2 separate regions of the Homo sapiens genome follow, and region 1 is linked to region 2. Evidence: chromatin contacts called from ENCODE Hi-C or POLR2A ChIA-PET data. All regions are on one chromosome and are shown on one strand. Each heading gives the region's core, a stretch centred on a gene start or an enhancer-like site at or near the end of the contact. The rest is flanking DNA. Distances are from core to core; before and after follow the strand shown. Region 1 overlaps RABGAP1L (RAB GTPase activating protein 1 like). Region 2 holds the start of RC3H1 (ring finger and CCCH-type domains 1).

Region 1 (4,427 bases), core at 1,497-3,996, 770 kb before region 2:
ACTTCAAGAACACACTTTGGACAGTATCTCTCATAGGGCTGCCCAAACTGAAACAGATACTCTAGATATAACAGAATAATAAAGTAATGAAACCTTGTTGGACCCTAGAAAACACCAAGGTCTAACATGTTTATCCTGTTGAAAAGACTGAGGCAGTAGATAAGTGACTGCTCATCATCATAAAACTTGTCAGAGGCAGAGTCAGGAAGCCAAGATATTCAGAGCACAGATGCACGGCAGGGAACCTAGCATTTCCTGCACTGTAATCTGGTCTTTCAAGTAATGTATCCCATAAAGAACCTATCTTATTAGAAAGATTATGCTTCACCACTTTATTCCACGTGGAACTGGTCAGGAACCTGAGCCTGCCATCTGGTAAGAAAGAATCTAAGATTCTTAGGTTGAGTTGAGAAGGGGTATCCACAAGTCTGCCCTGAGAACTGTCACTTCTAAACACACAGTTGTTATAATAAAGCACATCTGCCTTCTCAATTTTTAACTGATAAGCACTTTCTTTTCCAGATGAACAGTTCAAGGAGCTACATCCTTGGCAGCTCAGCCACAGCGTCTCTGTAAGAGCTGCTTTCTTGAAGCCATGTTAGTGGCACAGGCTTGAAAATGGAATGCTATCTCAGTTCGTTCATCCCCTTTCCTGGACAGTGTGGATAAAGCTCATATTTATTTTCAAGCTTAAGCAGAAGGTATAAACATATGTTAGCAGAAGCCTGTTTTTAAATTTTGAATTGATCAGATTAAAATTATCGTGTATAGAATCTAGACTATTCCCTGATCCTCTCAAGCTAGACCAGCATTTTTTTATCTTTATGTGTGTGTATTGTCATTGCTGTTAAAAAATAATGAGGTGTTGTACTCATCCTAGTAAGTTGTGAATTGTCTCTACCTTCTTCCTATGGTCCATCTCCAATTCCCTATTAAATTTGCAATCTCTAACATCTTCATCTTCATATTACATAGAATGTTAGGTATATGTTTAACAGCTGTCACTGTAAAAAATAATATTTTCAATGGAGGAGTTATATGGGCCAACCCATGTATTAGCAAGTGAATTTATTTCTACAAAATTAATATGTCAAGATAGGGACATTCATTTTTTTTTCTTTTTTTTTTTTTGAGATGGAGTCTCTCTTCTTCACCCAGGCTGGAGTGCAATGGCACGATCTTGGCTCACTGCAACCTCTGCCTCCTGGGTTCAAGCAATTCTCCTGTCTCAGCCTCCCAAGTAGCTGAGATTACAGGCACGTGCCAGCACGCCAGGCTAATTTTTGTATTTTTAGTAGAGACGGGGTTTCACCATGTTGGCCAGGCTGGTCTCGAACTCCTGACCTCAAGTGATCCACCCACCTCAGCCTCCCAAAGTGCTGGGATTACAGGTGTAAGCCACCACGCTCAGCCTCATTTTTTTTTTCTTGAAATGGACAAGTCCATGTTGTGAAACAAAGGTGGTAATAGATTGCACAGCCTCCTCCCACTCTAGCTCTCCCACCATACATAAACACATACCCCCCGCCCCCTGCCCACACACACACACACACACTCATGGCTTCAAATAGATGCAGCAGAATTTCAGAAGGGCCTCTGCACCGTTTTTGCCGCCAATCTTCATATGGCTAGCTCTACTGCATCATTCAATTCCAATGTCATTTTGCTCACAGAGGCTTTCTCTTTTCTTTTTTTTTTTCACTTTTGTCGCCCAGGCTAGAGTGCAATAGCGCAATCTTGGCTCACTGCAACCTCTGCCTCCTGGGTTCAAGCGATTCTCCTGACTCCGCCTACTGAGTAGCTAGGATTACTGGCATTCAAAAATAGCCAGCCATCATGCCTGGCTAATTTTGTATTTTTAGTAGAGACGGGGTTTCACCATGTTGGTCAGGCTGGTCTCGAACTCCTGACCTCAGGTGATCTACCCACCTTGGCCTCCCAAAGTGCTAGGATTACAGGCATTAGCCACCGTGCCCGGCCCAGAGGCCTTCTCTCTTACTATCTTTATCTAATGAAGGGCAGTAAAAAATTTGTATTATTTCTTTTATGACATTTATCACCACTTGAAATTGTTTTCTTACTTCTTTGTTACGTATTCTCTTTTTTTTTTTTGAGACAAAGTCTTGCTCTGTCTCCCAGACTGGAATGCAGTGGCATGATCTCGGCTCACTGCAACCTCTGCTTCCCAGGTTTCAGTTATCCTCGTGTCTCAGCCTCCTGTGCAGCTGGAACCACAGGTGTGAGCCACCACAGCCAGCTAATTTTTTTGTATTTTTAGTAGAGATGGGGTTTCACTATGTTGGCCAGGCTGGTCTTGAACTCCTGGCCTCCAGTGCTCTGCACACCTCAGCCTCCCAAAGTGCCAAGATTACTGTCATGAGCCACCACACCTGGCCAGTTATGTATTATCTCTGTATCCAATTAGAAAATATCAGGGCAGGCTTACAGTGGAGAAGAGCAAGAGATTCAAAAAATGTTAATTGGCAAGGGTATTGAGAGGAAAACAAACACAAAATAAGATCCTTGTCTCAGCTTCTTCTATTAATTCATTCATTTTCACTTTGAAATATTATAATTTTACAGGGCCTTAGAACCTCTGTTTCCTTTAGCAACCAAGAGTCAACCACAGTGACCCCTTGACACATTTACAGATTTAACATTTATTGTTTCTGTTCTCCCCAGGAGACCCCACAGAGACACAACACAGTAACTTGTGGGTTTGCTGAGCAATGAACTGAGTCACTCCCATGTAGCAGATGCTGAGTAAATTTAGCTTACAGTCTTTGCCCTTCTCAGTTATTATACATTCTTATGACAAGGCAGTTATTTTATATCAATTTCATAAGTAAAGAAACTCTGTAAAAAAAAATCGTAGCAGTATTGAAAAATCAGGGAATGTAAGAGCATCTGAAAATATATTCTTCATGAATGTTGAGTTGTTTTAATCCCCTGAACCCATGTTTTTACATACTAAAAAAACAGACCACGGTCCAACTAAATTGGTCTACCTGGTTAATTGCAGTGATTCCTTAAGAATGCCATGATTAATACATAATATTATGCTTCCAAAAAGGCTATTACTGATCTATAACCATCATAAAGACTAGCCACAGAAAAATGCAGAGACCATTTTAGACATGCAAGTAGCTGAGTCACTGTGGTTTTTGGTAAGAGGAGAAAGGTTTCTATATTTAAAAATAAGGATATCATAATATTGGTATTTAGAGTATCCTGTGAACTTTGGATAATACATGTTATGTAACAGTCAACTACTTCAGGAAAGAGAAGAAACTTAAAAGCATAAAACAGGCTGACTGCAGTGGCTCACACCTGAACCCCCAGCACTTTGGGTGGCTGAAGAGAGAGGATGGCCTGAGCTCAGGAGTTCGAGAACAGCCTAGGCAACATGGTGAAACCCTATCTCTACTAAAAATACAAAAAAATTAGCCAGTTGTGGTGGTGCACGCCTGTGATTCCAGCTACACAGGAGGCTGAGGCACGAGGATCACTGGAACCTGGGAGATGGAGGTTCCAGTAAGCCGAGATCATGCCATTGCACTCCAGCCTGGGCAACAGAACAAGACTTCATCCCAATGTGTCCAATAGGTACATTTGAGGCCAGTAAGTACATCTGAGGCCAAATTATGATGAAAATGGAATTCCAAAAAGATGGGTACTGGACAACAAGTAGGTGAGGAATGCTACGAAGATTACCTTTTAGAAAGATTAATCTAATAGCAGAGGGCAGGACAGCTTAAGAGAGGAAGAGACTGAAGGTAGACAAGTCAGAAAGCTCTTGTAGTCAATCGAATGTGAGAAAATGAGAGCCTGGACTGGTGTGCTACGGAAATAGAGCCAAGCTTGAATATAAGAAGTACCACAAAGAAGAAATACCTCTTCAGTGTTTCTGTGTTAACTTTCTAAAGTACAGGTGGTTTGCTATGACCTCCTTTGTATAACTCACTAATACAAAACTGCCAGAGAGACAATATTCTTTACCAAGTCAGGGAATGGCACACCACAGAGGAAGCAGAATGCCTCCTGATAAATGAACACAGTGGCTCTCTCAAAGTTCCAGGTGCTGAGGCACAAAGTTGATTATAAGATCACTTGAACTGGTTACTTTCGTCGCAAGTCTAATTATTAATGAAGTTCAAACAATAATACATTAAAGCTGTACCATGCAGAAGCTGGTCTGGTATCACTATTCAATTGCTTAGGGACACCCTGGTTATCACTAAATGCCATAAGTGAGAACATGTAAGGTCTAGTAAGCTTCTTTCTCTATAAAGCACACATTTTAGCAGCTCTTTTCCTTAAAATTAAAGAGAGACCAGGACAGGGAAGTTTTTAAAAGGAAGATAAAAGAAAAGTGGAGGATAGTAATGACTCACTATTCGTTGTCTCACATATCCAACTGTACCCAA
Region 2 (4,897 bases), core at 2,239-4,738:
TCACCCAGGCTGGAGTGCAGTGGCGTGATCTCGGCTCACTGCAACCTCCGTCTCCCGGGTTCAAGCAATTCTCCTGCCTCAGCCTCCTGAGTAGCTGAGATTACAGGCATGTACCACCATATCCAGCCAATTTTTGTATTTTTAGTAGAGATGGGGCTTTGCCATGTTGGCCAGGCTGGGCTCGAACTCCTGGCCTCAGGTGATCCGCCTGCCTCGGCCTCCCAAAGTTCTGGGATTACAGATGTGAGCCACCTTGCCTGGCGTCATTAATCTTTTATAAAAATTTTTTTTTAATTAAATGGAGACAAGGTCTTCTATGTTGGCCAGGTGGTCTTGAACTCTTGGCCTCAAGCAATCCTCCTGCCTCAGCCTCCTAAAATGCTAGGATTACAGGCATGAGCTGCCATGCTCAGCCTCATTTAATCTTATTTGTATTAATTCACAACAAATCTCAATACTCTAACAAGAGTAAAAACATTTTAAATAAAATTTTTAAAAAAAGCTTATTTCCCTAGCTAAATTTTCAAATAATTGTTAATTTAGGAATAAAACCCAGAATATCTTTTTTCCCCCTTGCTGAATATTCATATTATCTTTATTTTAAATAGACTCAATTTCAAGAGATAAATTATCCTCTGTATCTTTTTTTTTTCTTTTTTTCTTTTTTGAGATGGAGTCTTGCTCTGTCGCCAGGCTGGAGTGCAGTGGCGTGATCTCGGCTCACTGTAACCTCCACCTACCAGGTTCAAGCGATTCTCCTGTCTCAGCCTCCCAAGTAGCTGGGATTACAAGCGTGCACCACCATGCCCAGCTAATTTTTGGTGTTTTTTTTGAGACGGAGTTTCATTCTTGTTGCCCAGGCTGGAGTGCAATGGCACGATCTCGGCTCACTGCAACCTCCGCCTCCCAGGTTCAAAGGATTCTCCTGCCTCAGCCTCCCTAGTAGATGGGATTACAGGTGCCTGCCACCACGCCCAGCTAATTTTTTTGTATTTTTAGTAGAGACGGGGTTTCACCATGTTGGCCAAGCTGGTCTTGAACTCCTGACCTTAGGAGAGCCACCCTCCTCAGCCTCCCAAAGTGCTGGGATTACAGGCGTGGGCCACAATGCTCTGCCAAGACCGAGTCTTGCTGTCATCCAGGCTGGAGTGCAGTGGTACAATCTTGGCTCACTGCAGCCTCTGCCTCTCAGGTTCAAGTGATTCTCCTGCCTCTGTCTCCTGAGTAGCTGGGACTATAGGCGCGCGCCACCACGCCGGGCTTTTTGTATTTTTGGTAGAGACGGGGTTTCACCATGTTGGCCAGAATAGTCTGCATCTCCTGACCTCGTGATCTGCCTGCCTCGGCCTCCCAAAGTGCTGGGATTACAAGCGTGAGCCACCGCTCCCGGCCTTATCCCCTGTATCTTACACTTCTAGTCTGACTGGGGAGTTGAAAACATATGACTTCTCACAGATTAGTTTTTTATTTTTTATTGTAAGCATAAGTGTTTTCTTCAAAGCTGCTCTTCTTTTTCTGTCAAATGCATCTTTATATCACTAAAATGAATTTGGGTTTGGGGAAGCGCCGCCATTTTTAACTTTTTTTTTTTTTTTTTTTTTTTTTTTGAGACAGAGTTTAGCTCTTTTTGCCCAGACTGGAGTGCAATGGCGTGATCTCGGCTCACTACAACCTCCACCTCCCAGGTTCAAGTGATTCTCCTGCCTCAGCCTCCCGAGTAGCTAGGACTATAGGTGCACGCCACCACACCTGGCTAATTTTTGTATTTTTAGTAGAGATGGGGTTTCTCCACGTTGGTCAGGCTCCGGACCTCAGGTGATCCGCCCCCCTCAGCCTCCTAAAATGTTGGGATTACAGGCGTGAGCCACTGCATCTATCTGTCCTTTAACGTATTTTTAATTGAAATATTGACGAGATAAAAATAAACAACGTAAAAATCATACTGCTTAAGGGAACCTTTAAGGAGCCTTACCAACTGTGGTATAACTATTAATAGTTCAAAGAAATTACATTATCTAGGTTACTTGCAATGGAAGTTGAGTTACTCGCTTCACCTAAACAAGGAAGTTGGCATGTTTGCCTAGCAACAGTCGCTAAAACCTTCTGTTGTGGAAGGTTCCCTAGGAGTGAGAAGAAGGGAGGAGGAGGAAAAGCAGGAGGAGCAGATTAATCTGTTTTTCCTAGCAGGGTACAGAGGCCTGGTCTGAGAAGGGAAAGGCTTTAAGAGATCCCTTTAGATTGGCACATGCTAACCTAAATCCCCCTGTGGTAGCTAGAAATTCACTCTCTGTAGGACTGGGGTTACTATTTAGTAGGCTGAAAAGACGATTACAGATTAAACCCAGTTCAGAGGCAGCAAATTCCAATCAGTGGAAAGACAACAATAGGTCTTCTAAACAGAAGCTGAGATCTCAGTAGCAGGAGGGTGCTAACAACTAAAAAGAATTCTTCTCTGCCAAGAGTTTAGGAAGGTGTGTGATATTTCTTAAAAATAATACAAAAACACTATCTGTGATAGCGATTCCAATGTATCAAGTTAAAGGCAGAAGTGCTTCTCTTGGGGTACTGTGATGTAAACAGTGAAGAAAGGACAGAAAAACATAATCTCTGCTCTCTTGGTCAAATCCTGAAGCAAAAAAGGTGATAGCGCCGAGTAGAGGTATTAAATGGTTGTTTATTTGGGGACTCTCTCTCTCCTCTATTCTAGATGATTTATTTTGAAATTAGTACTGTATGGTGTTACAATAATCCCATTTCTTCCCCTTCTCAAAAGCGAGGGTTTGGCTAAAATGAATTGTCTGAAGGGACCTCCCATTCCCCAAAACCAAAACGGCACCTTTTCCACAAGGGACAAGAAACTTTTAAAGAGTCGCAAGGTTAGATTTCAGGAGCCCTTCTATGGGCCATATCTTTTCCTGTCGTCCCCAAATAGCTCTTATTGTTCACACAGCCCAGGAGAGACGTTTTGGAGTAGCGTGTCCGGGCCTTTTGGGCTGTTTCACAGCCTTAGGAGGCTGAACTCCCAGAGGGGTGACGAGGACAAAGCTGATGAGATCCAGAACCTGGATAATATGGAAGAAGAAAAATGGGGTGGGGGACAAGACGTGAAAAAGAAACAAGAGTTGGGGGACAACGGCTGAGAAAGCCGAAAGAGTAGACGTAGTGTGGGGTTCGATGGAAACGAAAGAAATTCCCCCAATTTACTCTCGCCATCTGGCCACTGGCCCGCTGAGCCCAAAGGCGCCGGTGCGGGAGGGCAGACCGGACCGAGGGACCGGTTCATCTGCTCAGGGCGTGTGAGACTTTCGGTCGCGGCGGAGAGCGTCGCCGGTCTCCCTCCGGGCGTTGGTGGCCGGTGACTCAGAGCTTTGCTCCCGCGCCCGCCCCTCCCCTCCGCCCGCCCCGCCTCCTGAGGGAGGATCCTCGCCCTCGTCTCCGCCCCAGTCTCCGGGGCGGGCCGGAGCCTGAGGAAGAGGAAGGGGACGAGGACAACGAGCGACTGGGCGGCGGAGGACGAGGAGGAGGAAGAGGAGGCCGAGCAACAAGATGGCCCCTGCTGCAGGAGCAGCCTCAGCAGCAGCAGGTGGGAGGCCGGAGGCGGTGCTGGCGGTGGCGGCGGCAGCCGTGGCCCGGCGGCCTGGGACAGAATCAGAGTCAACGGTGGCCTCGGCGGCGGCGGCGGCTGCCGCGGCGGTGGCGACGGCCGCGGGGACTCGGAGCTGAGAGGAGCTGCTGCTCGGACCAGCGCGGTGAGCGAGCGGCGGGCGGCGACTTGGGGAGCGGGGCTGCCGCGGCCGGGGCCTCAGTCGGGAACAATAGGCAGCTGTGGTCGGGAAGGGTTTGTCCTCGCCCGCCCTCTGCTCCTCCGCGGCAGCGGCAGCCCGGCCGGCCCCAGGCTCCTCAGGGCCCCCGCCGGCTGTTCTGGGGCTTGTCAGTGGCCGGCGTCCTTTAGGCCTCAGGCCTCTGCATGCCGCCTGTAGGGCCTGTCGGGGTAGGTAGGCCGAGAGGAGGACGAAGGGAGGCTCGGACGAGAGGGAGGGGGCGAAAGGGCTACCTGGCTCCTGTGGTACTCCCAGGGCCTGGGCCAGGCGGGGAATGCGCACGGGAACTGCTTTTTGGACCCCTAGTCTGTGGGGGTGGGGGAGGGCGAAGGCGTCTGTAAACAGGCGCCGCCTCGGCCTCCCAGCACCTCAGGGCTGCTTCCTCCCCCAGCCCCTGAAGCGCTCCCCTTCTTTGGCCAAGTGGATTTCACGGTGTCTGTTTCCCTGAAGTCCCTGGAGATCTAGCCTGGTAGTCTTCTCCCTGCTGGCGATGGGAAAATTGTGTGTGTGCAGGTGTCTTTAAAAAAAAAAAACAAAAAACTTAAATGCAACAAAAACATATAAAATGTGGTTATCGGTAAAGGATGGAGTGGTAAGGGATGCGCCTCTCTAAACATCTCTAAGTATCAGTTCTATAAACATCAGTTATGCCCGCATCCCAGGTGAGAGTGGATTGAAACAAGGGCTCTTTTGGAACAGTAATAACACAACTCTTGACATACCAGAATAGCCTATGAAACTGGAAACAAACACTGGCAACGCGGAGACAAACTGTAATGTTTAAAGAGGACTTTTATTCCAGCTAGGCGTTTTGAATTACTAACATGCAGTATAAGAAGCAACATTAACTAGCATAAAGTGGACCTCAGGAAGCACTTCGAAAGGAGACAGGTGGTTCATCTCCGGCCATAGAGCTTCTTGTGCCTTGTCTCGTGTTTCAGTAATTTTTCCTGAAATTGTTCAAGACCAGTCTTTTCTCTGAGTTTGAAATTTGATTTCGTTTTTGTTTTGTTTTGCGACGGAGTCTTGCTCTGTCACCCAGGCTGGATTGCAGTGGCACAATCTCGGCTCACTAC

What was found. Hi-C counts contacts between places; a loop is a spot of excess contacts on that map. ChIA-PET counts read pairs that join two places held with the same protein, here RNA polymerase II (POLR2A). Pooled maps may share reads with other maps.
Region 1: a loop to region 2 is called in a pooled map, with 3 times the contacts of the local background. The contact joins the enhancer-like site here to the promoter of RC3H1 in region 2. A Hi-C loop is called at or near these places in 9 of 50 pooled maps. POLR2A ChIA-PET finds 5 or more read pairs at or near these places in 2 of 52 experiments (CD4-positive, alpha-beta memory T cell and activated B cell).

What each region holds. Positions count from the first base shown.
Region 1 is chr1:174,787,895-174,792,321 of GRCh38, reverse strand. All of the region lies in intron 18 of RABGAP1L (RAB GTPase activating protein 1 like), which reads right to left. Among named protein-coding and RNA genes, the nearest start is that of RABGAP1L-AS1, 160 kb to the left of the region's middle. RefSeq lists an enhancer at 2,768-2,827. Within about 2 kb of position 2,746, at least 3 of the 41 ENCODE cell types and tissues checked have a DNase peak (open chromatin) inside an H3K27ac peak, as active enhancers do.
Region 2 is chr1:174,020,948-174,025,844 of GRCh38, reverse strand. It overlaps RC3H1 (ring finger and CCCH-type domains 1), which reads left to right and starts at 3,488. Exons shown (of 20, transcript NM_172071.4): 1 at 3,488-3,749. It overlaps RC3H1-DT (RC3H1 divergent transcript), which reads right to left and starts at 3,362. Exons shown (of 2, transcript NR_187284.1): 1 at 3,205-3,362; 2 at 2,655-3,062. RefSeq lists silencers at 3,253-3,502, 3,613-3,932 and enhancers at 4,139-4,678, 4,743-4,862.